3 separate regions of the Mus musculus genome follow, and all the other regions are linked to region 1. Evidence: chromatin loops called from intact Hi-C (ENCODE). Cell type or tissue: left cerebral cortex. All regions are shown on one strand. Each heading gives the region's core, and the rest is flanking DNA. Links, peaks and the distances in the headings are about the cores only.

What was found. A loop is a pair of places that touch in the nucleus more often than their neighbours do. Peaks named below come from ENCODE experiments on the same cell type or tissue, not always from the same donor. Only the 100,000 strongest peaks of a DNase experiment are listed, where the experiment ranks them.
Region 2: it touches region 1 in a loop (8-fold over the local background); 40 of 42 quality-filtered maps call a loop at or near these places.
Region 3: a loop joins it to region 1, with 7 times the contacts of the local background. A loop is called at or near these places in 18 of 42 quality-filtered maps.

What each region holds. Positions count from the first base shown.
Region 1 is chr7:122,455,904-122,464,265 of GRCm38, forward strand. It overlaps Prkcb (protein kinase C, beta), which reads left to right. Exons shown (of 17, transcript NM_008855.2): 4 at 1,312-1,423; 5 at 2,141-2,269. Among named protein-coding and RNA genes, the nearest start is that of Gm51497, 160 kb to the left of the region's middle. In left cerebral cortex, for the core only: a CTCF peak has its summit at 3,892 (motif pointing left); a DNase peak (open chromatin) is centred at 3,872; H3K27ac peaks cover 635 bases.
Region 2 is chr7:122,247,468-122,255,829 of GRCm38, forward strand. No RefSeq gene overlaps it. Among named protein-coding and RNA genes, the nearest start is that of Gm29903, 7.4 kb to the left of the region's middle. In left cerebral cortex, for the core only: CTCF peaks have their summits at 4,263 and 4,463; DNase peaks (open chromatin) are centred at 1,964, 2,202, 4,231 and 4,411; H3K27ac peaks cover 1,888 bases.
Region 3 is chr7:122,195,455-122,203,816 of GRCm38, forward strand. No RefSeq gene overlaps it. Among named protein-coding and RNA genes, the nearest start is that of Ern2, 13 kb to the left of the region's middle. In left cerebral cortex, for the core only: a CTCF peak has its summit at 4,074 (motif pointing right); a DNase peak (open chromatin) is centred at 4,071.

The DNA of each region.
Region 1 (8,362 bases), core at 2,387-6,386:
GCTGTGCCCTGGGTTTGGAAAGAGGAGGGCATTTGAGGGAGGAGGGACATGCAGAGCATAGAGTGGGGGAGGGTGTTTTGTGTGTGTGTGTGTGTGTGTGTGTGTGTGTGTGTGTGTATGTATGTATATATGTGTGTGTGAATGTGTTCTGAGTACTGAGAACATGCTATGCACCTGGCACCGTCCGTGTGTCTGAGCATACACCATAGGGAAGCCACAGTGATGCTGGGATCCTTGTACTCAGAGCTCACTGTGCTTCGGATGCTCTGCCCTCCACGCAGGTTAATCCGTTTATTCTTTCCAACAGTCTTATGCCATAATGATAGCCTTAGCACTATCATTATGTACATTTTATGGACAAGGAAACTGAAGCAGAAAGAGATGAAAGAACGTGCCCAAAGCCATTCCACAAAGAAGAGCGCTGGTTTATGCTCCATAGTCTGACCCCGTGTCCTCAACCCCTCACCACTAGGGTGTCGTGGCCGTGCTTATTAGTTAAGGGATTGTGCAAGCTGTTGCTGTAACCAGTAAATAGTAATGAGCATGTAGTCCTCCATATATGGAGACCTGGGCAGACAGACATGAGGCTTTTCTCTCAGGCATCAACCTCAAAGGCGTTGTCCAAGGCTGTTAGGCTGGCTCTGTTCTCAGGCTCCAAGTTTGAGTTTAAGGTCATAACATTTTCTCACTTTCTGGCCAGTAGGGAGGGCAAAAGAGGCAAGAGGCACATGTATGTTCCTTTTAATGGAATGATCCAGAAGTTTATACTTCCCATTGATCAGAACCCATGGCCACATCAAGCTACAAAGGAAGCCAGGAACTCTGGTGTCTATTGAGCATGGCCTCCGCTATAATTCAAGGGCTCTGCTGTGAAAGGGAGGGGTGGAACCCCGGCCCTCTCGGCCACGGCTTGTAGACTGTCCTCTGTGAAGGTTGTTCCCTGAGGGTCAAATGACCTGTAAGTGGGAACACTTTGTGGTTAGACTTGGGTTTAGATCACTCTAGAAGACTGTTTGCAGAAGGAAGGGGTGGGTGGAGCTAGGAGCAGGGGGCCTGCTGAGTGCTAGGATTTGCAGGTTGGCCCTGTGAATGCCTTCTGGACATGGAGTTTGACCAGTCATCTGTCTTACGTACCCACCCCTCTGACCCCACTTGTCTAGTATCGAGTCCGTGCATGGTGCTCCAGCGATGGTCCTGACGGGCATGGCAGGACCCGGTTCAGTCCTTCATGAGTTGTCCATTCAATGCAGGCACAGTCCTCTGCTCTCCTCACTAACGGTGGCCTCTTCTGTCTGTTTCTCTTGGTCTCAGGACCCCCGGAGCAAACACAAGTTTAAGATCCACACGTACTCCAGTCCTACCTTCTGTGACCACTGTGGATCGCTGCTGTATGGACTTATTCACCAGGGGATGAAATGCGACAGTAAGTCCTTGACGTCCTGGGGGGCATGTGCCACAAGAGAGGCTTCTATCCTAATGGCTTAGGGTCCACGTCTGCACTGTGTCCCCTGACCCCTGGGTAGGAAAGGTACTGTTGTTACCCGATGTCCTGTATTGAGGTCTTCTCCCCATAACAAGGTGGGCCAGCTCATCCCCGTGCAGAACACTTCCTATACACCACCTCCCTGTTGTGTCCGCTCTCTGGGGAACTCAAGCTATTAATGTCACTACTTTAAACTAGGAGATATCTTACGTAAGTGTGTTCTTGATGACATTAAACATGGGGCAGTTTGACAACATCGTGTAAACATTCCTATAGGGTCTACTTGGGTGGGTGTGGCCTTGTCCTCCACGGGACCACCTCCACATCTTCCCTCACTTGCAGGATGGTGCACTGGGCATTTGAGTTGGCACTTCAGAACCACAGGAGTATAGAAATATAGAGGTACTGCTTCAGGCTATAACTTAGCCTTCAAGGAGAATGACCCCCATCCTTCCTTCATGCATCAGGGTTGGGAGAAAGATTTGGAGAAGTCCTTCTGATAGGATGTAACTTGTTCTCTGCTAGGTGGGTGTCACTAAGGTCAGGGAACAGGAAGGCACCGGTGGGTCTAGGTACAGCTGATGCCTGGAGCCCCCAGCGTGGGCCAACCTGAACCAGCCTGAGCCATTCCTCCCTTCCCTCTCTCTGCCCTCACAGCCTGTATGATGAACGTGCACAAGCGCTGCGTGATGAACGTCCCCAGCCTCTGCGGCACTGACCACACGGAACGCCGCGGCCGCATCTATATCCAGGCCCACATCGACAGAGAGGTTCTCATTGTTGTTGGTAGGTGGCCCCGAGGCTCCTGCATCGGGAGGTGCCCGAGCTTCAGGGTTCCAGAGTTCCGTGAACATGTGAGGGGGTGGGGGTGGGGTGGGAAGGGGTGAGGGGGTGGGAGGTGGGTGGGTGGGGGTGGGGATAGTGCCCAGGCAGGTCACAGGTGCACGGAGGGGCATAATGTGCATAATGTGGCTGCTTTGCTCCTGCCTCCAGTGTGGCCCTTCTCCACAGTGAAGTCCTCAGACTGTGGAACCTCAAAGCCACCTTCTCAGCACTTTGAGGTGGCTTCAGCTGCCTAAAGGGCAGCTGAGCCTTCCAGGCTTCATTCTAAAAACAAAATGTGAAATTGAAATTATAATAATTGTATTTATTTGTGGCCACAGTATATCTGACACATGTACAATATGTGACCATCAAGTCAAGGTAACCTTCATGTATCTCTGGGCCACCTGAGCCCTCCATTCGCCCTTCTTTAAAACAACAACAACAATAGCAGCAACAAAGAATGTGTAATTAAAATACAGTAATAGTATACATTTGTGGACGTGGTATATTTTGACACATGTGCAAATCATAATGACCAAATCAAGATAATTTTCACATATGTCTGCACTGCTCAGACACCTATGGTTTCCTTGTATTGAGGATACTGAAAGGACTTATAATTTCACAGAATCTTCTTCCTGCCTCCTATCTGTTCTCTCCGCGTCTCCTGGAACGTGAAGTGCCTGTGCCCTTTTTCAGATAACAGAGAAGGCATCCTTGCTTCCTCCCCAGACTTTTCCAATGGGAACATAGAGTCTTGATGACCAACACCAAATTTGGAAGAATTTATGTCTTAAAGAGGGAGGGAGGGGGTATGCAGGCCAGAGAACTATCCGGGGCCTCCAAAATTTATTTTAACCTGTTGGGAGCTATGCCAATCACTATAATATTCTGCATACTTGTTTTGTGTCTGAACTGAGAAAACACAGCAATTTGCCTAGGAGAGGAGACACACAAAGGGCAGAAAGAAGGGCCTATCTGCTTTTCTGTGGTGAGCATCTGTGATACTCAGAGAATAGGAATTCACCTGTGCTGGACTGGCAGAGACTTACCCGTTCCTCACGGCAAAACCAGTACAAAAAAACTAGACACAATGGTGTGGGGATTTGAAGGAACCGTTTCTTCCAGGCTTGCGACACAAACTCTGTAGACTTACGTAACTAATTTGTATATACAAGGCCTCACCATTTCATCACGGAAGGAGTCGGTTTTGTTAAGTTGGCCAATTTCTGAGGCCCCAGAAGGGTTTAGTAGCACTGACCTGCTGAGCCCTAATGTGGTCAGAGTTTGCTTAAACCATATAAAAGTTAAAAACTATAACTCCTTTTTGAAAGGGCCGTTTCAGAAACCTGGTGAGTTCTTAGAGAAGATGGCTTCATCAAGAGGCTTTTCCTTCAAGGACAGGCCAAGGGAGGAGGCAGCTGTCTCCCAGAGAGGTGCTTGTGGGGTAGGAGTGGGACAACAGAGAATCTTAGGGTAACAAGTTCAAGGAAAGCCTGCCCTATCCCTCACCATTGACTTGAGCCTTCAGTGCCTGAGGGACAAAAACTGAGGCTCTGCTGCCACCTAGTGGTTGAAAACGGTTGCCATGGGCAGTCACATTTACAGAGTGTATTTAGAGCCACAGGACCATCTTGCCTGATAAGTTCATTTTAGGAATGTGATCTAGGGAAGTGAGCATTATCCTGGTACCCATCCTGAAACAGGTTCATCAGGTGCTCAGTTCCCCAGCTAGGTCCAACTGACTTGAAAGCACTCTCCTATACACACCAAGTTACTGTTTTAGCTTAGCTTCGTCTCGTTGCTTAGTTTCCCATTTATTTCCTTTTCTAGTTTAGCAGCAGTAGCTCTTAGGGGAATCCACTCGGAGTCTTTGATGATTTGAGGGCACAGGAGTCTTTTGAGCTCAAGGTCAGGTATTCTGCATAATTGTACTAATGTCTCTCAGGCTGTCCTGGGACACATCTGTGATATCTGTTGCTATAGCAACAAAGTACCATGGACTTTGATTCTTGCAGAGTCCTGAAGGTCTAGGTCAGTAGTGTTATTCCCTGTGCTGGGCTCCAAGGGACTCTGATCTATACTTCTGCTGGTTGCTGACAGTCTTTGGGGTTCTGTGACTCTAATGTGTATGTGTTCTTTGCTGTACGTCTGCTAAATTAGGATGCCAACCATTGGATTGTGGCCCACCTTAACCTACTATGACCTGATCCTCACTTGAGCACAACCATAAGGACTTTATGTCCATATAAGGTCATGGTCACAGGTGGCAGGATGCAGGTTTGAACTTAGGATTTGGGGGGGGGGTCACAATTCAACTCAATAATGGAAGGTAGAAAAGTTGAGGCCCCCTTAAAGTTCAGAATAGAATTTTCCATCCTTAGGGTCCCGCAAACTTTAATTATAAAGCTGCAAGCATTTTAGTAGTGTCTGTGAGATTGCTCAATGGACTAATGCTGTTGCCTTCACAGGCCAAGAGAGACTAAGACTTGGCAAAGCTTAACCAAGATCAGAGACAGAGCAGAGATTCCCATCTGGGCCACCGTGTCACTACACCTTGCTAATAACTCCTTCACAATTCAGGCATAGGCTGTGCTTAGCATAACCTTATTTATTGATTCTAATAAGAGACTTAAAGGTTGCCTGGGGCCTTCTCAGAAGTTCTGCACCAGAAGTGGCCTTGTGTTTTACCTCACACAAACCCTAGACGCACTTGTGGGGTTAGAACTTTCTACTGGCCACCAGCCTGGGACACCGTTGTCAGACCTGGGTCTCATATGCTGTGCATAAATCCAGCCCTTCCCTGGGCAGAAGGGCGTCTATCTTCCCCACTGCTGAAACCCAAGTTGTCTCTTCACTCCCGTGGCTCTTGTAGGCCATGATCAGAATGGCCAATTCTTCTGAACCCATCAGTGGGGTTCCTCACATCCTCAGGTCACTTAGATCAGACACAGTAGGGCCACTATCCATCCATACTCTCTCCAGGAATTCTCTAGAAGGTGGCCCTGTGCAAGCTCATCTTTGCCATGTTTTCTGCTGGAGCTTAACTCCTTTGCAGAACTCACTAGATTCTCAGCCTTCACCTCCCCATGCCTTAGTCACACAGAGTATAGTGAACTTGAACTTGGATGGTTACAGTTTTGGGTTTGCCTTTCCACAGACATTAATTAGTCCCACAGGGGCAGAGTGGGTCTTTTTGGTTCATGACCTGTGCCTCCCAACCCCTGGTAAGTTTGGCATCACTGCACATTTGTGGAATCAGAATACAATAAAAGATCCTGTTAGACCTGAGACCTCCAGGTACCTTCTGAGGTTAGAATCAGCAGAGATTCTATCTCACAGTATTATTGTTATAAGAAAGTTGATTACACACACAATCTTTAATATCTCATCCAATGCCAACAGTAAGTCATCATGGGACCAGGATGCACCCTTTGGACCCATGACCTCCTTGTTCTCTGGATGATACAGAGCAGTGGTACTTTTAGAAACATAGGAAGCCATGTTGACATACTATGCCTAGTGACCTTATGGGAGAAGGTAACACCATGTCATAACACTAGATCACGGTCATACAATGAGCCAGAAGTCAAAATTCTGAGTCCTTGTGCATATAACAATATATTATTCAACCGATTTTGATTCATTATCATCCTATCAACAGAAAATCTGACATTCCAATCTCATACATTATGGCTATATTCTTTCTAAATTTAAATTTTAGGTTAGTATACAAAGTGATGGTTTGCATTAACAACAGCCACATCTTTTTAGATCTGAGGATTTCTTACATGCATATAACGTATTTTGATTAAATCTACCCCTTTCCCACCCCTCCCATTCTTCCCCCTTCCACCTTTTTTCTTCCCAACTTTAGATGCTCTTAAGAAATAAATGAAAAGAAACCACTTGGTCCTCTTAGTGCTGCCTGGATTCTCATGGGTGTAGGGCCACCTCCCTGAAGAAAATTGACTGTCCCTCTGCCACAGCCATCAAGTGCCAGTGACTCTTCAGCTGGAGGTGGAGTTTAATGAACCCTTCTGTCTGACTTCCATGCTGGAGTTTCGGCTGACTTGATCCTGTGCATATAATCATATGTCATTCTCACAGATGTTATTTTGATGCAGATGTCCACTACTTTTTGGGTCTTGTAGCTTTTCTCCCCTCATCTGCAATGATTCCTGTGTTCTGGGGGAAGGGACTGTGATATAGACATCATTTAGATCCGAGCACTCCACAGTCTTTCATTCTTTGCATGATGACCAGTCTTGGGTCTCTGTATTTGTTAGTTAGGATTTTACTGCTGTGAATAGACACCATGACCAAGACAATTCTTATAAGGACAACATTTAATTGGTCCTGGCTTACAGGTTCAGAGGTTAAGTCCATTATCATTAAGGCGGGAACATGACAGCATCCAAGCAGGCATGGTGCAGGAGGAGCTGAGAGTTCATCTGAAGGCTGCTAGTTGAAGATTGTCTCTCAGGCATCTAGGATGAGGATCTTAAAGCCCACGCCCACAGTGACACACTTCCTCCAACAAGACCACATCTCCAAATAGCACCAATCCCTAGGCCAAGCATATTCAAACCACCATAGTATCAATTGCCACTTTATTAGAAAAGTAACTTCTCTGATAAGGCTTGAAAGATGTACTGATCTATTCATATCAGTTTATCACTATGTCCATTTGGCAGAATTAGGTTCACTCCTATGACTTAGTTAGCCACAGGTCTTTGGTCCAGTTAATGACATCAGGCATGAGTGCCATCGTCAGAGCAAGCCTTAAATCCAATAAGAAAGTAGTTGGTCACTCCCGTAGCATTTGTACCATGATTGCACTGGGGGCCATACCTCTCCAGCTGCTTCCTATTGTAGCTTACAGTATTCACAGCTAGGTAAGACTGTTGGTGGGTTATCTCCCCCACTAGGATGCATAGAACCTTTCAGCACTGTGAACAGCAGCCAGTAGAGCCGAAGCATCCAGGCTGGTACCAGCTTGATTTCTCCATGTCCTGAGACTCAAATATGTGTGGGTTTGGGGCAGTAGGGTCTTACCATGAAGTTCCGGACAGTAACCAAGAGCCACGGCAATAGCCTCTAATATTAAAAGGACATGGGACTAACGACTCAAAAAAAAGTATCCCATACCTGTCACCAGGCTTTTTATTTGGTCTGTGGGATCATGGAGCAGCATTGTGTCTCTGTTACAGGGCAACTCCATTTAAACTCTGTTTTCATATGTATCATGTATAGTTTAGGAGGGGGCTATGGCAGTGAGCTTCCACTTGGTTTTTCAATGTCTTCCGTGTTAGCTCTCCCTCTCCACACTCCCCCCCCCCCTTTACCAGGCTCTCCCGTCCCAGTTAATCCTTCCCATTGTATTACTCCCCTTCTCCCTTCATATCACTCACATTCTGTCTTTCTCTTGAATGCCTTCCCAGCCCCCTCCCTAGTCCCCTGCCTTCTACTGGGTACTCCAATTCAAACACACGTGTGGAAAGACTCAAAGCTGGCATCCACATGTGAGATAGAGCATGTTCTGTTTCTGGGTCAGGGTTACTTCAGCCGGAATGACTGATCCGGCTGTATTAATCTGGCTGTATATAATTCTGTATCTTTCCATTTACCTGTGAAGTTAATAACTTTATTTTTTTCTTTACGGAGTCATGTACACACACGTACAACCAACTTACTGGATAATGTTCCATTGTATACCTATCCCATATTTTCATTATCCGTTCATCCAGGCTGGTTTCATCTTCTGGCTGTTGTGGATAGAGCAGCAATGAACATGGATGAGCAGGGATCTCTAGTGAGATGCAGAGTCCTTTGGGGATATGCCTAAGAGTGGCATAGCTGGGTCACAAGGAAGATCTGTTTTCTAGCCTTTTGAGGAACCTCCACCCTGGTTTCCAGTGTGTCTGTACCGGTTTGTACTTCCACCATCAGTGAATAACTGTCTCCTTTCCCAATGCCTGTTCTCTTTTTTTTTTCTTTTTAAAAAAAATCTTAGCCATTTTGACATGGGAAAAATAAGATCACAAAGTGGTT
Region 2 (8,362 bases), core at 1,820-5,819, 210 kb before region 1:
ACACAACCATCACAACCCTCAAACCAGGACCACAAATTAACCCTTCCTTCAATTGCTCCTGTTGGACACTTTGTCACAGCAACGTGACAAGTCACTGGTCATGAACCCAGAGAGACGAGAACAGATTTGGAGAAGGGTAACTGACAGCTGACCTCAGAGGAAAGGAAGGTGGGGGCACCAGAGAGCGGCTGGTGCTAAAATGTTTAAGGAGACTTTTTAAGGTACAATTGGGATGAGCGATTCCCAGAGCTGAAGTTCCCTTGATCTAACAGTTCTATAAATTATGCACATGTGTACCCAGACTCCATTAGTCTAAAGTGCATTTTGAAAAGTAGTTCTGGAAGAATGAGCAGCAAACTAGCAACCGGGGTTCTCTTGAGGACATGGGACAGTCCCCACTGAACAGAGAGAAACTTCTGACTTGCTCTGATGTCTTTACATGGAGAATTCCTGCACTCGAAAATGTTGAGTGAAGAAAATAAAATTTAATTGCCAAATGTTAATGGCTGCTGGTAAACTTCCAGTGGAGAAGGGACAGGTGGCGTTTTCTGGGCATCGCTGATGGTAGTCGGGGACTCACAGGTGAGGGTTGAGCATGATAAGGGCCATAGTGTGAGACGGTTTGGTCCAACAGCTGGACAAGTCTGTGGTCTTCATTCCAGGGGAGCACACCACTGGGATCGGGTCTCCCAGAGCTTAGGAAGTTTCTCCAACCACGAGTAGTCATGTGAAAATGGGTAAAACAAAACAAAACAATGAGAGAGATCGGCCCTGGCAGTGGCCGGAAAGCCCAGCATTTAGGAGGTAGAGAGAGGCAGGAGGACCAGAAGTTCAGGCCTGTCTCAGTTACACAGCAAGTTTGAGGCCAGTCTGGGCTGCATAAGTCCCTGTCTCAATAAATAAAAACAAAACAAACAAAACAGCGAATGGCGGGGACATTGTCACCAGCCCTCAAGACCTGGCAGGTATATCTGCTAGCTCCTCACTTCAGGGCAGCCTTCCCCAAGCCACTGGGGAGCAGATAGGGAACTGCTCCAGATTTCCACCACCACCTCTGTGGTAAGTGTGCTTGCCAGCTTTCCATTACACTAACAGAATGGCCGAGTCATTACCTTATGGGGCAGGGTGGAGGTTGGAGGGAGGGGTGGGGCTGTTTTGGCTCATGGTCTCAGTCTATGGCCAGTCAGTCTATTGCGTTTTGGTTGGTATGACCATGTCGCTAGGGACACTCATGGAAACAAAGCTGCTTGCTTCATGACTTCCAGGAAGCGAAAACAACAAAAACAAAAGAAAAATAAAAAGACAAAGAAAAAAAAGGAAGAGAACCACCATCTCTTTGAAAGCGTGACCCCAATGACCTAACACCCTTCCAATAGGCCACAGTTCTTAAAGTGTCCTTGTCAGTGATAATATACACCCGGACACCACCAAGCCTTTAACACTCATGCAAAACTGAGCAGTGCGACCTAACAGTCTGGGGCAGAAGACAGACTTGGAGCAGAGATAATAGCGTGAGGTTAACCTGGCCAGGCTGTGCTCCAGTGGATCTGATGTGAGAAACATATGTGACTCATAAAATATTGTATGCTTATTTATTTATTTTTATTTTATGTGTGCATGCAGGGGGTAGGGTGTACCATAGCATACGTGTGGAAATAAGAGGGCAACTGGCAGGAGTTGATTCTTTCCCATTCTGTGGGTTTCTGGAATTGAACTCAGGTCACTGGGCTTAGCAGCAAGTTCCTTTACCCAGTGCCCTCTCTCTCAGCCCCAAAGTGACCTGGTTATTGCACTCCCCAGGCCTGATCATTTATTTGTTACTCTTAAAGACTTACTTTTGACTGGAGTCAGAAGTATAAGTTTTCAGCGAGTACAGCCTACGTCTCCTGGCAATCTGTTCCTGGTTTTTTCTTTGGCTTTCCTTCATATACTTGGCCAAAGATTTAGCATCTTCTGTAGCCTCCTCCTCATTTTTCATACTGTGTCATTTCTTCAGGGCAATACCTCTGCATTTGTGTTGCAGGACACATGGAGTGACACCAGGGTGAATCTTGGATGCTTCCGTCCTGGGGTTTATCTTCTGTGTTTACGGGCCTTCTGACAACATACTGGTGGGCACCATCTTCTTCAGACATCGAAAGACTTTCAGATTCTGCTAGCTCTTCTCAGCACCAATTGCCAAGGCACAATACTATCTGTCAGTCCAGGAATAGCCACCCCCACCGCTTTTTATAGAATAACCAAGCTGAGAACACTCAGATTGGCACCCACAATGCATCCTCAGACAGACTCTCTCTCCAGCATTCCTCGGGCTAGAACAAGAACGTCCCTGACTCAGCAGCAGGCGCCCTTTGCCGTCAAGCACCTTGCTCGATGGGAAAACCTTGTGTATAGTTCCTACCACTGATCTGGACCACATGACCATTCTATCTTCACCCAGAGCTTCAGCGGCTATTTCTGTGGCCAGGGCTTCTCACAGAAAGCGCACAGCTTACACTCATTGTCCACTTTAAAGAGTTTCTGAAGTAGGTGGCAAGGAAAGAGATATTCAGCTTCATTTTGACACTGCCGACCTCCTAGTGAAAGAGACTGTCATTTCATCATAACAAGCACTGATTGTGTCTGGTTTGTTTGTATCAACTTGATTGACACACTTGGGACACAAGGAACACCCTATCTAAGTTGTTTATTCAGATCTTTGAGGATGACATGAGCAAGCGGTTTGTATTTCTGCTTTTAATCCATGTCTTTCAAGCATGTCACATGACAGTATTAATGAATGAGAGTGTGATTTAATGTCTTCTAAGCAAATCTATTAGTAAATCATTTATTAAATCAAACCTGTAGCTTTGAGTTTCTTCTACATTAATTGAAGAGTGGTAGATAGTATTGCCTTGCAGTCAGGCTACCTTTGGATCAGCCAATGAGAAGAGAGATGGAAGAATATCTAGAAAAAGAAGTTACTTTAGTTTTGAAAATCAAATTATTGTGGTTTCAGGACTTGTCGCTTTAATCCAAATGGAGGAGCTTTACAAAAATGATGTGGTTATGGTTAATAAGGTGTTTTATTAGCTGCTGGCAAACACCTATACCCAAGCTACGCAACTTAGCTTAATGGAGGAAATGTTTATTTTGGCTTATGATTTTAGAATTTCAGTCCATTGTAATAGGAAGGCATGGTTGCCATGGGAGCATAAAGAGGAAGCAGTTCATATTCCTGAGGACCAGGAAGCGGAGAGAGTGGTGAACCCAGGGTCTAGACTCTAACTTTCATGGGCTAGGCTCTAGTGGCTTAGCTCTTCCAGCTAGGCCACATCTCCTGAAGATTCCATAATCTCACAAAGCAGAGCCACTATGTGGGGACCAGATGTTCAAATCAGGAACCAGTGGTGCACAGTCTAATTCACAGTTACCGGTATCAACCAAGTATGATACGTTTCATCTTAGTGCACGTTGGCTTTCTAATCCCAGCCTTTAAATGACGTCTAATGAGCAGGTGGATCCTTATCCAATAATAGGGTATTGTACTGCTTAGAAAACAGGAATTGGAGACAAAGAGACAGGCACAGAGGGATGAAGAGATGCAGAGAGAAGGCAGATCCTGTGAAGGCAGAGGACTGGAGCAATACATTCACGACCAAGAGAAGGTTGCTTAGATGTCTTGAGGCTACAGAGAGGGAAGGAAGGGCTCCTCTATGGGCATTGGAAGGAATATGGCCCAGTGAGTGCTTCAGACAGTTTCCTTCCAGAACTGAAAGATTATATACTTTGGTGGGTTTTAAATTTTTATTTATTTTAAATTACGTGTGTGGGCGTGTAGATGCTCTCAGAGGCTAGAGGTGCCAACTACCCTGGAGCTAGAGTCAGGTGGTTGTGAGCCACCTGTCACGGATGAGTTTAGGTTCTCCGGAAGAGCAATACATGCTCTTAACCACAAAGCCAACCCTACAACCCCTGCCTTTGTTTTTAAAGCGATTCTATCTGTGGCCCTTAAAGCAGCCCTCGGAAGTCTGCGCGTGTGCTAGAGCGTCAAGGACAGGTAGCAGGCCTGGAACTTGGCCTGAGGTAGGTGAGCTATTAAGGCAAAGCCCGCAACAAAATAGCTAGAAACAATCTAACAAGGCAAGCAAGGGCTGCCTCAGAAGAGGCCTGAAGTCGTTTTCTCCTTGTAGTTTCGGGTGGCTTCCACCAGGGGGCAGAGCGGGACTTCTGTGCACAAAATAGGAAAAGAATCTCAAGACAAACTGTCGGCAGGTTAATTCCCCAAGCTAAAACCACCCTTCAAATACCACTCCATCCCCACCCCACCTTATACTACCTCCAATACTCTCAAACACCACTACCACCTGAAACCATCCCCCAAACATCTCCACCTCCACTCCACCTTCATAGCATCCCACTCACACCCGGCAAACGTCACCGCCACCACCTCTCCTCCCGCTAGGGGGAGAAGAGAGGCAAGAGACTTCCCGATTGCTTAAGGAAAAGAGAACTAGGCCCTCAGAGCTAAGGCAGTCTGATCTCCAGTTCCCCGCACTCTGTCGTGGATAATATCGGAGACAGGCCACCTGCCTTTCCTTCAATCAGACCTTGAATCCATTCTCAAGTATTCTGATGGAGAACAATTAACGTTTGCATCATAGGAGTACAGAGATGACTGCCCAGAAACCCATGTTTTCCTGCAACTGCTTCAACAGCAGACAGGCTAGTGCCCCACCCCCTTGACCATAGTGGACCTCAGGGTTTTGACAGGAGGGGCCGGAAACATAGACTGGAAGGAGCATGTGAGCCCCTTCAACTGCTGCCTTTGTGCAGATTCACAGTCGTTCAGTCCCTTTGGATTTTTTACTGTACCCTAGAACCCACACCATAGTCATTCTTCTAACACCTGCTCTTTAGGCTAGTTAGAGTAAGTTTTTATGATTTGCAAAAACCACAGAATTTAAAAAAACCCAGAACTAGTATGAATTATGATGTCTGTGGATAGAGATCTACTAAATGCATTACTTCAAGTCATATAGGCAAATTTCAAAAAAGGAAAAATAACAAAGTGTGTGGGCATGGTGGTGCACACCTGTCATCCTGGCATTCGGGCAGCTGAGGTAGGGAAATCGGGAGCTTAAGTCCAGCCTGGGCTATGCAGAAAGACTCTGTCTTAAAAATAAAGCAAAACATAAAAGTCAAACAAACAAACCCAAAGCACACAACCGCCACCCCCCTCCCACCACCACTGGGACTATTAGAAGTCAGAAAAAGGCTAACTGTGTGCAGATTCTCAGCAAACATTTCCTGGCTGGCTACCATCATTAGTAATAATACCCAGTAAAATTGATGTAGGGATAAGGGAGAGGTCGGTAGTGAGGCCTCTGCCTCTCTACATGGCAATGGAGACAAAGTGCTTTCAAATGGCTAAGGGCAGGCAGTGAGGTGCAGTCCTACTGTGTGGAGTTACACTCTGACGGCCAGTTAAAGCCAAGAATGTTTTCTTCAGAGCGTCAGGGTGCTCACTTCAGAGACCTGTTTGCAAAGGTCCAGGCAGCACAGCAAGTGGGCCTGAAGTTCAGATGGGCCAGTTGCTGGGCAGGATGCGCACCTGACTAGTGGGAGGTGCTGTTTTCTGATGTACAAGTAGTTGCTCACAGCCTACCTGAGCATCCGCTGTCCGTCTGGTAGGAGAAAATAGTTCCTCATTATGGTTTTAATTTACATTGCCTTAATTGTGTGTGGGATGGAGCTTTCTCTTGTGTCTATAAGCTGTATTTCCTTTCCTGAGAGTCGCCTTCCCAGTATCCTTTGCATCACAGCTCCTTAAACTGCCCATCATGTGGGGGGCCTCCAGGATAATTTGGCAACAGTGAATGGTTTTTGAATGTGCATTGACCAAAAGGCAGTCCAAAGTTATACACGTAAGGAATGGATGTGCCTCTGGCAGCACCATCTTGAGACTTTGAGACTTTGCTGCAGCCTTGAGTCTGAGCACACCCCACACCACTTTGCACTGCCTGTGTCCTCAGGCCACCCAGAGCCAGTGAATGAGAAGGGTGCAATTGACTATCTGCAGAAATTTTTGCTGTAAATACCCATTTTCTGCTCTTAGAAAAACACAGTGAGTCAATTACACAAAACAAAGAGGTATTTTCCTACTGTCATTTCCCCAGCAAGGGACAAATCTGCATACATTTGGATTGCTTTGTGCTAAAACACTTGCTTTTTATGAGTTGTTTTGAGTTGATGACCCGAGTTTGATAAAAAATGAAACAAAACAAGAAACAACAATAAAATTAAACAGTCATAGGAATCATGCTATTAACTATTTACCTAAAACATCTTACATGTAGGTCTGTGTGTAAATATACATACATATGTAATTTAAGTGAAATTCTCTCACAGGGGCTGCCACTGCTCCCTTCAAGAGCCAAAGATTACCTAACAAAAACTCCAACACCAGGTAAGAGAAACTCTCCTTTGAGTTGTTGGTGACAGATGTCCAAGAGATTCAGAAAACATACAGGCTATTGTTAGTTCTCTTGGTTGCCCCCTCAGAAGTAGAGGGTAAGTCTTCATTGCTGAAGACACTATGCATGTCAGAAACAGGGCCCAGAGACCCCCTGAGCTGGAACTGACCTGAGTGGCTCCTGTTTCCTGAGGACTAGCATTCATAGCATCGTTTGGCTACAGAAGGGGCCACGTGAGCCTCCAAAGGAGGGAAGCAATACCAATATGTATGATGCCCATGAACCATAACAATGAGCACAGCACGATAGCCCTAAGGGTGCAGTAGTGGCATCGTGCCTTGATGGTAACCAACAGCTCTCTAACTGTACTTAAGACTCCCTTGGTCAAGGATAATGGCACACGCCTTTAATCCCAGAACTGGGGAGACAGAGACTGGTGGATCTCGGTGTTCAAGGCCAGCTTGGTCTACAGAATGAGTTCCAAGATAGCCACAGCTATACAGAGAGACCTTGTCTCGAAGAGCAAAACAAAACAAAACAAAACACTCCTCTAAGAAGAGGGAAACCATGCTTGGTATAGAAAACTTAGCAAACTGCTCAGGACTAGTGAAGTCGTGGATTTTGGGGGAAAGCCCATGACCACCACTTTACTAAACCAATGTAATCCCTAACTATAACTCTAAATATTGGCACTTCCAGCTACAAATAAGTATAGTCCTTACCTCCATCAGGAAAACTACTCTTGCAGCAGATGGACACCACTACAGAAAACCACAACCAATCAATATGCAGAGTTGTGGAGCCCAGTCACAACAGGTAAATTTGCAAAACACGGAAGAGAACATTGCGGAAGAGGGGGCAGAAGGATTGGGAGAGACAGATGACCAGTGGCTGTGAGACTGTCTCCTAGCAATGCCAGAAGTGGCACCCATAAAACTCTCACCAACATGGCTGCCTAAGGATGAGCTGAACAGCAACAACAGACATGCCAGTGTGGATGGGCCATGACCTCCGGCCTCATCCCACACCAGGGACCGCAGGCAACGAAGCAATGCTGACACCAGAGATACAGTATTCTTCAGGGAGGAGCACACCGATTTATTACCCAATGTCAAACAGGGAGATCTGAAAACATATACATACAAGTGACATTATACAGACTGAGCAGGCCAGGTAAATACACACACACACACACACACACACACACACGCACACGCACACGCACACGCACATGGACACACACATACAAATATTCATGCAGCAATTAATGAAAAATAATCCATGAATTTGAAAGTGAGCCAGGAGGGGCACATGAGAAGAAAGGAAAAGGAGAAGTTTGTAATTATAACCTCAAAAATAAAAGGAAAAAAAAATCATTACACAAAGGCCTGTAATTACGCCTGGATATATGTGTCCAATAATTTTTGAAGTGTACCTAAAAATATTTCTGCCGTTTTGTGTTAAGTATGTACGTGAGGTGGGATTCTCAGTGTTAATGGCGCTGATATCAAAATACAGGAGCCAGCGTGATGCTCGGCAGTTAAGAGGATTTGCTGCTCTTCCAGAGACTCCAAGTTCTGTTCCTGGCACCCACATTAGGGAGCTCACAACTGCCTGGACACCAGATCTGATGGAGCCTTCTGGGCTCTGTGAGCACCTGTATACATCACACACACACACACACACACACGCACACACACACACACACACACACACACACATATGCACACACACACACACACACAAATACATAACAAAACCACTATTGATCATCCAAAAAATATCAAGAGTACTGTCCATTCTGAAGTACCAAGTGCTTGGCCCTGGAGGTTGAACCTAGTGTCTCACACTTGCCAGGCAAGTGCTCCACCGTTGAGCTATAGCCCCAGTCCACAATTTAGCTCTTT
Region 3 (8,362 bases), core at 2,174-6,173, 260 kb before region 1:
CAGCTTCTAAGACTTGCTTCTTCTGAGCTCTGGCTGGCTGATTCAACTCAACTGTTTGGGCTCAGACTCCTTTCCAAGCTGACTGATTCAATCTGACTTCTCTAGGCTTTCCCTGAATTGCTCTGCTGGGCCTCAAACTAACTCTGACAATCTGTTCTAATCTTCTGGCTCCTTTTCATTCTCTAGCTCATTCTGTCTTTTTCTGTGTCTGGTTTGTTCTCTCTTAAACCTGTCTCTGTAAAACTCTCCTGGTAAAACTGTCTCCTTTTCTCTCATTTCTCTTTTCTCTGCCTGCACTGCTCTCTTAAGTAGCTTCCCTTTCACCTCCTCAAGAGAGTTGTGCATATCCTATTCTGTCAAATCTTTCTCTGACTCGACACTTTGTCTGTCACTCAATTAGATGTCATTTTCAAACATGGCTGCTTTCTTCTACAAACTAACTTTACCTTTATTGTTTGGGATTAACAGTGTGTACTAAGGGCATGTCTGTATTCCAGCCAGAGGAATTAAAGGTGTGTGATAAGGGATGAGCCACACCAGAATACCATCCTGGGGTTTACGGTATGATCAAATGTCTTGCAACACTGTCTCAAAAAACAACCCAACCAATCAAGTTAGCAATCAACAATAGAAGATCCTTTCCTTATGCATCTTTCCAATCTACATAAAAGTAAGCATTTACGTGGCATTGATGTGCGTCTTGCTCCTGACAAATGAAGGAGCTGTTTGCTGACACTGTTAATGTCCAGTATTATGGTCTGGAGGTCTGTTAACCCAGAGTTCATGTTTTAAAGACTTAGTGGCCAGGATGATGATGTTAGGAGTAATGGACCTTTAAGAGGTGGGGCCAAGTGGAAAGTCTTTAGGTCATTAGGAAGAGAGGACCAGGAAGGGGTTGTGGGACTCCAGCATCTGGCTTTGTGTTTTGAGATGTGATCTTTTCTCTTGGCTACACCCTACCATTTATTGTAGATTCCTGATAGAGCCTCATATTGTGTGGCCTCCAATACTGTGAGTTAAATAAACACCCCCTTTAAAAAAAGTTTATAATCACATTTACTTGTTTACTTGTATGTGTGTGGTCCTATGTGCCATGGCACACCTATGTGCACACGTGTGGAGGTCAGAGGACAATTTGTAAGAGTCGCTTTTCTCGTTTCACCAGGTAGGTCCTGAATATTGAACTTAGGTCATCAGGTCTTCTGCTGTGTTACTGGTCCTATACCTGTTTTTCTTTTTTGTTTTTGTTTTGTCCAGCCAGCCTTAGGTGTTTTAGTAACAACAGCAACAAAATAGAGAAATATAGTGTCCTAGTTTGGTTTCTGTTGCTGTGGTAAGCGGCAAGGCCAAAAGCAACTTGGGGAAGAAAGGGCTTATTTGGCCTTACAGGCTATAGGTCATCAAGGGAGGCTTGGGCAGGAAGCTGGAGGCAGGACCGGAAGCAGAAGCCAGGACCGGAAGCAGAAGCCAGGACCGGAAGCAGAAGCCAGGAAGAGATGCTGCTCACCGATTTGCTTTCTTACACAATCCAGAACCATCAACCCAGAGGTGGTGCCACCCACAGTGTACTGGGCCCTCTCATATTAATCATTAATCAAGAAAAACAGCACCCACAGGCTTGCCTCCAGGCCAACCGGATGGAGGCAATTCCTCAGGTGAAGCTCCTGCTTCCCAGGCCGTTCTAGTTTGTGTCACGTTAATAAACGAACCAGCACATTCTCTTAGGCTTCAACACCCGCCAGTCCTGCACTAACACCCTCCAGAGCGCCATTGGTCACAGACTATGAGTCTTTTTTTTTTTTTAACCTTCTGCATATAAAAACAGTCATTGTTGAAAAAGTATTCTGCATCTTCTTCACAGACTTATGTTCTTAATAAGTTAACTAACTTACAGGAGAAGTTCTATCGTCCTCAATCTACAGACGAACAAACCATGTTTCAGAGACATTAAGTAATTTACTCACCTAATCAAAGCTAGTCGTTTGTTGGGTGGGTGACTAGTACTCCAACCTAGCTTAGTGATCTTGCCTCAAGGGAGGCCTCTAGTGGTAACATGCCAAACTGCAGGCTTATCATTCCTTTTGAAGGAAAGACTTAAGGACTCTCTGCTGCTGATGATTAAGAAAGATTGGTTATCCTGGACATGGAGTGAGAAGGAAGGGAGGGACAGGACTTGGAGGTAGTGATCCCAAGGCACGTGGGAGGCTGTGGGATCATGTTGTATTTTTTTGTGGGGATGCCTGGGAACTTTTTCTGTTTATATTTCAGTGGTGCAGTAGATCCTGTGCCTAGAGCCAACTGCCACATTTTCATACATTTTTTATGAGTGACTGGTAATTGTGACTATCAGGGCATGGTGGCACTTTCCAACAGCCCCAGCCTTCTGGCTCAGGTTCAGGTATCAGAGTTGGAGACCAGGCTGGGTTCCTTAACAAGACCTTGCCTCAGAGGGGGAAAAAAAATAAAACAAACAGACAAAATAAAAAATATTGACAACTGGCAGAATGTAGTGGCACACGCCTTTAATCCCAGCACTTAGGAGGTCAGCTTGGTCTACAGAGCAAGTTCCAGGACAGCCAGGTCTACACAGAGAAACTCTGTCTAATAACACAACAATAACAATGCTGGTGACAATAAATAATAATAATAATTAATAATAATAATACCAAGTACCAGGCCTGTGCCAAAACTGAGTACTAGAGATAAGAGTCCACACATTAATTGGAAGCAAAACTATAGAGCCAAGACTGGAAACTTAGTGTACCCCATTCCCCCATACTTTTTTGAAACAAGGTCTCACTATGTAACTCAAGCTGCCTCATCCTCTTAAAGTACTGGGGTTAACTGTGAGCTATCACACTCTTAAGTTCTTCTCAACGAGAAGACCCCCGGATATGTCTTATTCCCCCCACCACCTCTTTTCAGTCTCTCTGTAGGACTAAGTAGCATGATGCTCTGGGGTTGTCCTGGGCTCGTTGTTGGATGGGTTCCTGTTTTTGACAGGCATCATCATAAGCAGTATTTGACACAGGTGAACTCTTAGCCATGTGTTACAGTGTATCCTAAACAGAACAAATGAGCTGACCCCTTAGTGTGTGGACACAGCAGGCAACAGTCAAGGTCTGAAAGGCCTGTAGGTGTCGTAGATCCGGTGATCCAGGACTCTTTGGAGTTGAGCAAGAACACTTCTTTTTTGTTTTGTTTTTCGAGACAGGGTTTCTCTGGGTAGCCCTGGCTGTCCTGGAACTCACTTTGTAAACCAGGCTGACCTCAGAAATCTGCCAGCCTCTGCCTCCCGAGTGCTGGGATTAAAGGCTCGCGCCACCACGCCCAGCTGCAAGAGCACTTCTGACAGCAAGCTTTCCTTGCTAAAATGCCTGACAAGAGGCTGCACTTCAAGTTCTGGGTTACTAGGAAGAAGGGTGGCGGCCTGTTGTGTTCCAGGAAACCACTTTCTCTCAGTACACTCCTGGGAGAGGCCTATGGCATGCCCAGGACTCAAGTTCACAGTTTGGCCTACAGGCTAACTATTTTTATGTGTATGAAAATTTTGCCTGTACGTACAGAGGGCACCAGATACCTTGGAAGTTATAGATGGTTGTGAGCCAACAAGTGACCTTAACAGCTGAGGCCCCTCTCATTTTTTTTTGTTTTTGTTTTTGTTTTGCTTTTGTTTTGTTTTGTGAGGCAGGGTTTCTTTGTGTAATAGCCCTGGGTGTCCTTGACTTGCTTTGTAGACCAGGCTGGCCTCGAGCTCACAGAGATCCACCTGCCTCTGCCTCCCAAGAGCTGGGATTAAAAGCACCTGCCACCACAGCACCTTACAGCTAGCTCTGAATGGTTCCTGTTTTGTTTTTGTTTTTCCTTGAATCTGATATGCTAGAAATATGTAGCGTTACCCTTGACTCATGTGTTCTCTCCTTTTTTTCTTTCACCCGCCAACCCCTCTGCAGAGAGGTTCTAAGTAGTTCCTTAGGAAAAAAACCCTTTGCCCTGGAATTTATCTTATCTGACCTTTACAACTGCGTGTGTGTACTCTGTAGGTCAAGGATGTAACATCATTTACTTACAGCAGGGGGCAGTAGAGTGTAGCAGATAAATGTCTGTGGCTGTAACTGGGTTTGAAATTTGATTTCAGTCGTGCCCTACGTGAACATAGAGCTTTTTCAGAGAGAAAATCTTAAACTATGTATCCTCCAATGGATATATAATTATTTTAAAATTTATACATGATTCCTGCCCTAATATTTTATGTGTATATAGTATAGAATGTAATGGAATGAAATTCAAGTGAAAAAAAAAAAGATGAAATTCTCCTTAACATATTTTATTGACAATCAATTGCACATGTCATAAATTCACAACCTAGCCTGGAGATATAGCTCAGTGGTTAAGAGCCCTTACCTAGGTTTGATTCCTAACCCCTGCACAGTGGCTCGCAACCTCTTGTAATCTCAGTGACTGGGGATCCAACATCCTTTTCTGGTCTCTGAGAAGGGCTCCTGCACACAGGTGATATATCTTCACGCAGGCTCACAGATATACACACCAAAACTTTAATCTTAAGAAAAGACTTACTTATTTTAGTTTTAATTATTGTCTTAGTTATTTTTCTATTGCTGTGACCAAACTCCATGACCAAGGCATGAAGGAAAGCATTTGACTGGGCTTATGGTTTCAGAGGGTTAGAGTCCACACTGGCAGAGGGAAAACATGGTGGCTGGAACAGGTAAAAGCTCTCATCTTGATCAGTGAGTGGGGAGAGAGAGCACACAGGGAATGGCTGGAGACCTTCGAAACCTCAACGCTCTCCCCTCAGTGAGGCATGTCCTCCGTCAAGGCCATACTTCGAAATCTTTCTCAAACAGTTCCACCAACTGAGGACCAGGTATTCAAACATAGGAGTCTATGGGCGAGCCACTCTCGTTCAAACCACCCCATTTACGAATGTATGCCTAAATAAGTTTTATATATTTGCAGGTACTCACAGAGGCCAGAGTGCATCAGATTCCCTGGAACTGATGACAGGTGGTTGTGAGCCAACTGTTATGGATGCTGGAAACTGAACCCAGGCCCTCTGCTAGAGAGAGCAGTGGGCACACTTAGCCACTGAGCCAGCTCTCCAGCTCCTTAAAATCAAATCTAAAACAAACAATCCCCCAAAACAACACACACACACACACAGAGGGAGAGAGAGAGAGAGAGAGAGAGAGAGAGAGAGAGAGAGAGAGAGAGAGAGAGAGAGACAGAGAGAGACAGAGAGAGACAGAGAGAGACAGAGAGAGACAGAGAAACAGAGACAGAGACAGTGTGAGAACCTGGTATGTTTTGGCATCATGAACACACTATGCCGTTAACATCCATCAGACACAAAGGTTTTTCATACCCCTGCAATCTACCTGCTCACACTTCCTAAACAGTCACTCACTGCTCAGCGAGTCTGCTTCCTGTCCCTGTGGGTTAGTTTGCATTTCTTAGAGGTGGATTTTTATGTACATGTGGGTTTTTTTTTACATTTATTTATTGTGTCTCAGTGTGTATATGTGTGTGTCTCGCATGCGCGCATGCCTGCTGCCTTGCACACGTGTTGGTCAAGGGACATCTTTAGAGGGGCTGGCTCTCTCCTTCGACCTTGTGGGTTACGGTGACAATGCACATTCTCAGATCCTCATGCCTGGCACTGAGCATCCTTGTCCTTACCTGCTGAGCTGTCTCACTGATCCCGAAGTTTGCCAATGATATGTAGCATAATTATTTAAAATGTTCCATTGCATTTGTACATCTACTTTTGTGTGTTCGGGAGCTTGCGCATGTGGCTGTATAGACATGCCCATGCCACAGCATTCATGTGGAGATCAGAGGACATCCACTGTGTGAATTCAGGTGACCGAACTCACGCCATCAGGCTTGGCAGCAAGCCCCCTTTTACCTGCTCAGCCACCTCACTGGCCCCCTTTTACCTGCTCAGCCACCTCACTGGCCCCAGAACAGGTTCTTTTCCTTGTTGGTCTGTCTTCTTTTTACTCAGCACAACTAATTTGAGTTCCAGTATATTCACAGATGAAACCGAGGGCGAGACACGGGTGCGATGACTTTAAATAAGATTTTGTGTGTAAGTGAAACTATCTTCAATTTTTAAATTTTGGTTTTGATTGAACTTAAATTAAAAATGATTTATTCTTTTTTTTTTTATGTGGGTGCATGTGTGCATGTTTTTATGTGGCAGGTGAATCTCTGTGAATTTAAGGCTAGTCTGGTAGTCTGGCCTATACAGCAAATTCCAGGTTAGACAGGCCTACATAGTGAGACTCTGTCTCAATAAAATAACTAAATAAAATAAAATAATGAGAGAGAGAGCGCGCCAGGATTTCTCTAACTAGACTAGATTAGCTGAGCTCCCAGGGACCTGCCTGTTCCTACCTTCCATGTCACTTTGAAACACAGGCACATACCACTGTGCCCAGTTTTGTTGTTTTGTTTGTTTCATTTCTTTTCTTTTCTTTTCTTTTCTTTCTTTCTTTCTTTCTTTCTTTTTTTTTTTTTTTGAGACAGGGTTTTTCTGTGTAGCCCTGGCTGTCCTGGAACTCACTCTGTAGACCAGGCTGGCCTTGAACTCATAAATCAGCCTGCCTCTGCCTCCCAAGAGCTGGGATTAAAGGTGTGTGCCACCACTGCCCTGCATTGTTTTTTTAGAACTCGAATTCAGGAACTCACACTTGCCTTGCTGACTTGGCCGTCTCCTCTGCTGTTATTCATGGTTTTAAACACAGGGGCCGGCTAGCTGTGAATTCTCAGGGTTCTCCTCCCCTGCCTCCTGAGTGCTGGAATTCCGGGCACACACCACCATGCCCAGCTTAGTGTTTGTCATGTGTTCAGGCACAGCCATATGGAAAAGTAAGAAGTGGAAAGACTCTCACTAAAGGCCACCCCGAATCTATCTCAGTTGTCCCTTCTCATTGTCCAGGTCCCCACTTCATCAGAAGTATCTTTCATATTCAGTCCTGCATGTATGAAAACATAGGTATTTTTTGTGCTCTCCCAGTGTTTAAAGAAAACATCAACCCCCAAGAATATGTACTGGCCTACAGTTAGCTTTTCTCACTTGGTATATCTTAGAGGTGTTTCCATAAAAATCTGTAGAAAGCGCTCCCCACCCCTTCCAGCTTCATCATATTTCATTAACCTAATGGACACGTGGGTGGTTTCCAAGATTTTGCTGGAAAGGACAATGCTACGTCAGATGATCTTGCACAGTGCGATGTCTTACAAGTGGGTAAGGGTTTTCATAGGGAAAATTCTTAGAATTCTCAGTGCAGGATCCAGAAGAACACACATTTATCATTTTGTGACCCCCATGACTGGACAAAACGGAGACAGAGTCACCCACCCAAACTGGATAGATGAGACTTCCTGCTTCCCCAGGGTCTCACCAACGGTGTTTATCCAACACTTGGAGTCCTCCCATTTTTGAAAATGAAAAAAATCTTGGTGTAGCTTTAATTTGCATTTTCCTTAATATGATGGGTGTTAAACTGTGTGTTTTCTTTTCAAGTGTTTCTTAGGGCTTATGTGATAGATGGCTTATAGAGTAAAGGAGCTTCTAAGGGCGCTGATGACCTAATTTCATCTCTGGGCTCCACATGGTGGAAGAAAAAAACCAACCTGAACTAACCAACACACACATACATACTGTACCACACAAGCACATGTGCATGCACACATGACTGTAAAAAAAATTATTCCTAAAAAAGCCTTGCTAAGCCAGATGATGATGGTGCATATCTTAATCCCAGCAGTTGTGAGGCAGAAGCAGGTGGATCTCTGTGAGTTCGAGACCAACCTGGTCCACAGAACCAGTTCCAGGACAGCCAAGGGCACACAGAAAAACTCTTGTCTTGAAAAAAAAAAGTCTTGCTAGTAGTGATAACTTCATAAATTATCTAAATTCTCAAGGTGTGAAACCTGCCAAGGGTTACAGATGACATTTCCTTCCTTCCTTCCTTCCTTCCTTCCTTCCTTCCTTCCTTCCTTCCTCCTTTCCTTTTTGAGACAGGGTTTTTCTGTGTAATACTGGCTGTCCTGGAACTCACTCTGTAGACCAGGCTGGCCTTGAACTCAGGGATCCACCTGCCTCTGCCTCCCGAGTGCTGGGATTAAAGGCGTGTGCTTCCACGTTCTGCTACAGGCAGGTGGAGTTTTCTAGACCTTTCCACCTGGAGGACTCTGCGTGTTGGATAATCACTGTTGGTGAGACCCTGGGGAAACAGGCAGTCTTGTCCGTTCACTGTGGGTAGATGGGTCCATGACTCTGTCTCACTTCTGTGGAGTCACAGGGGCACAAAATGACAGATGTGTACTGTGA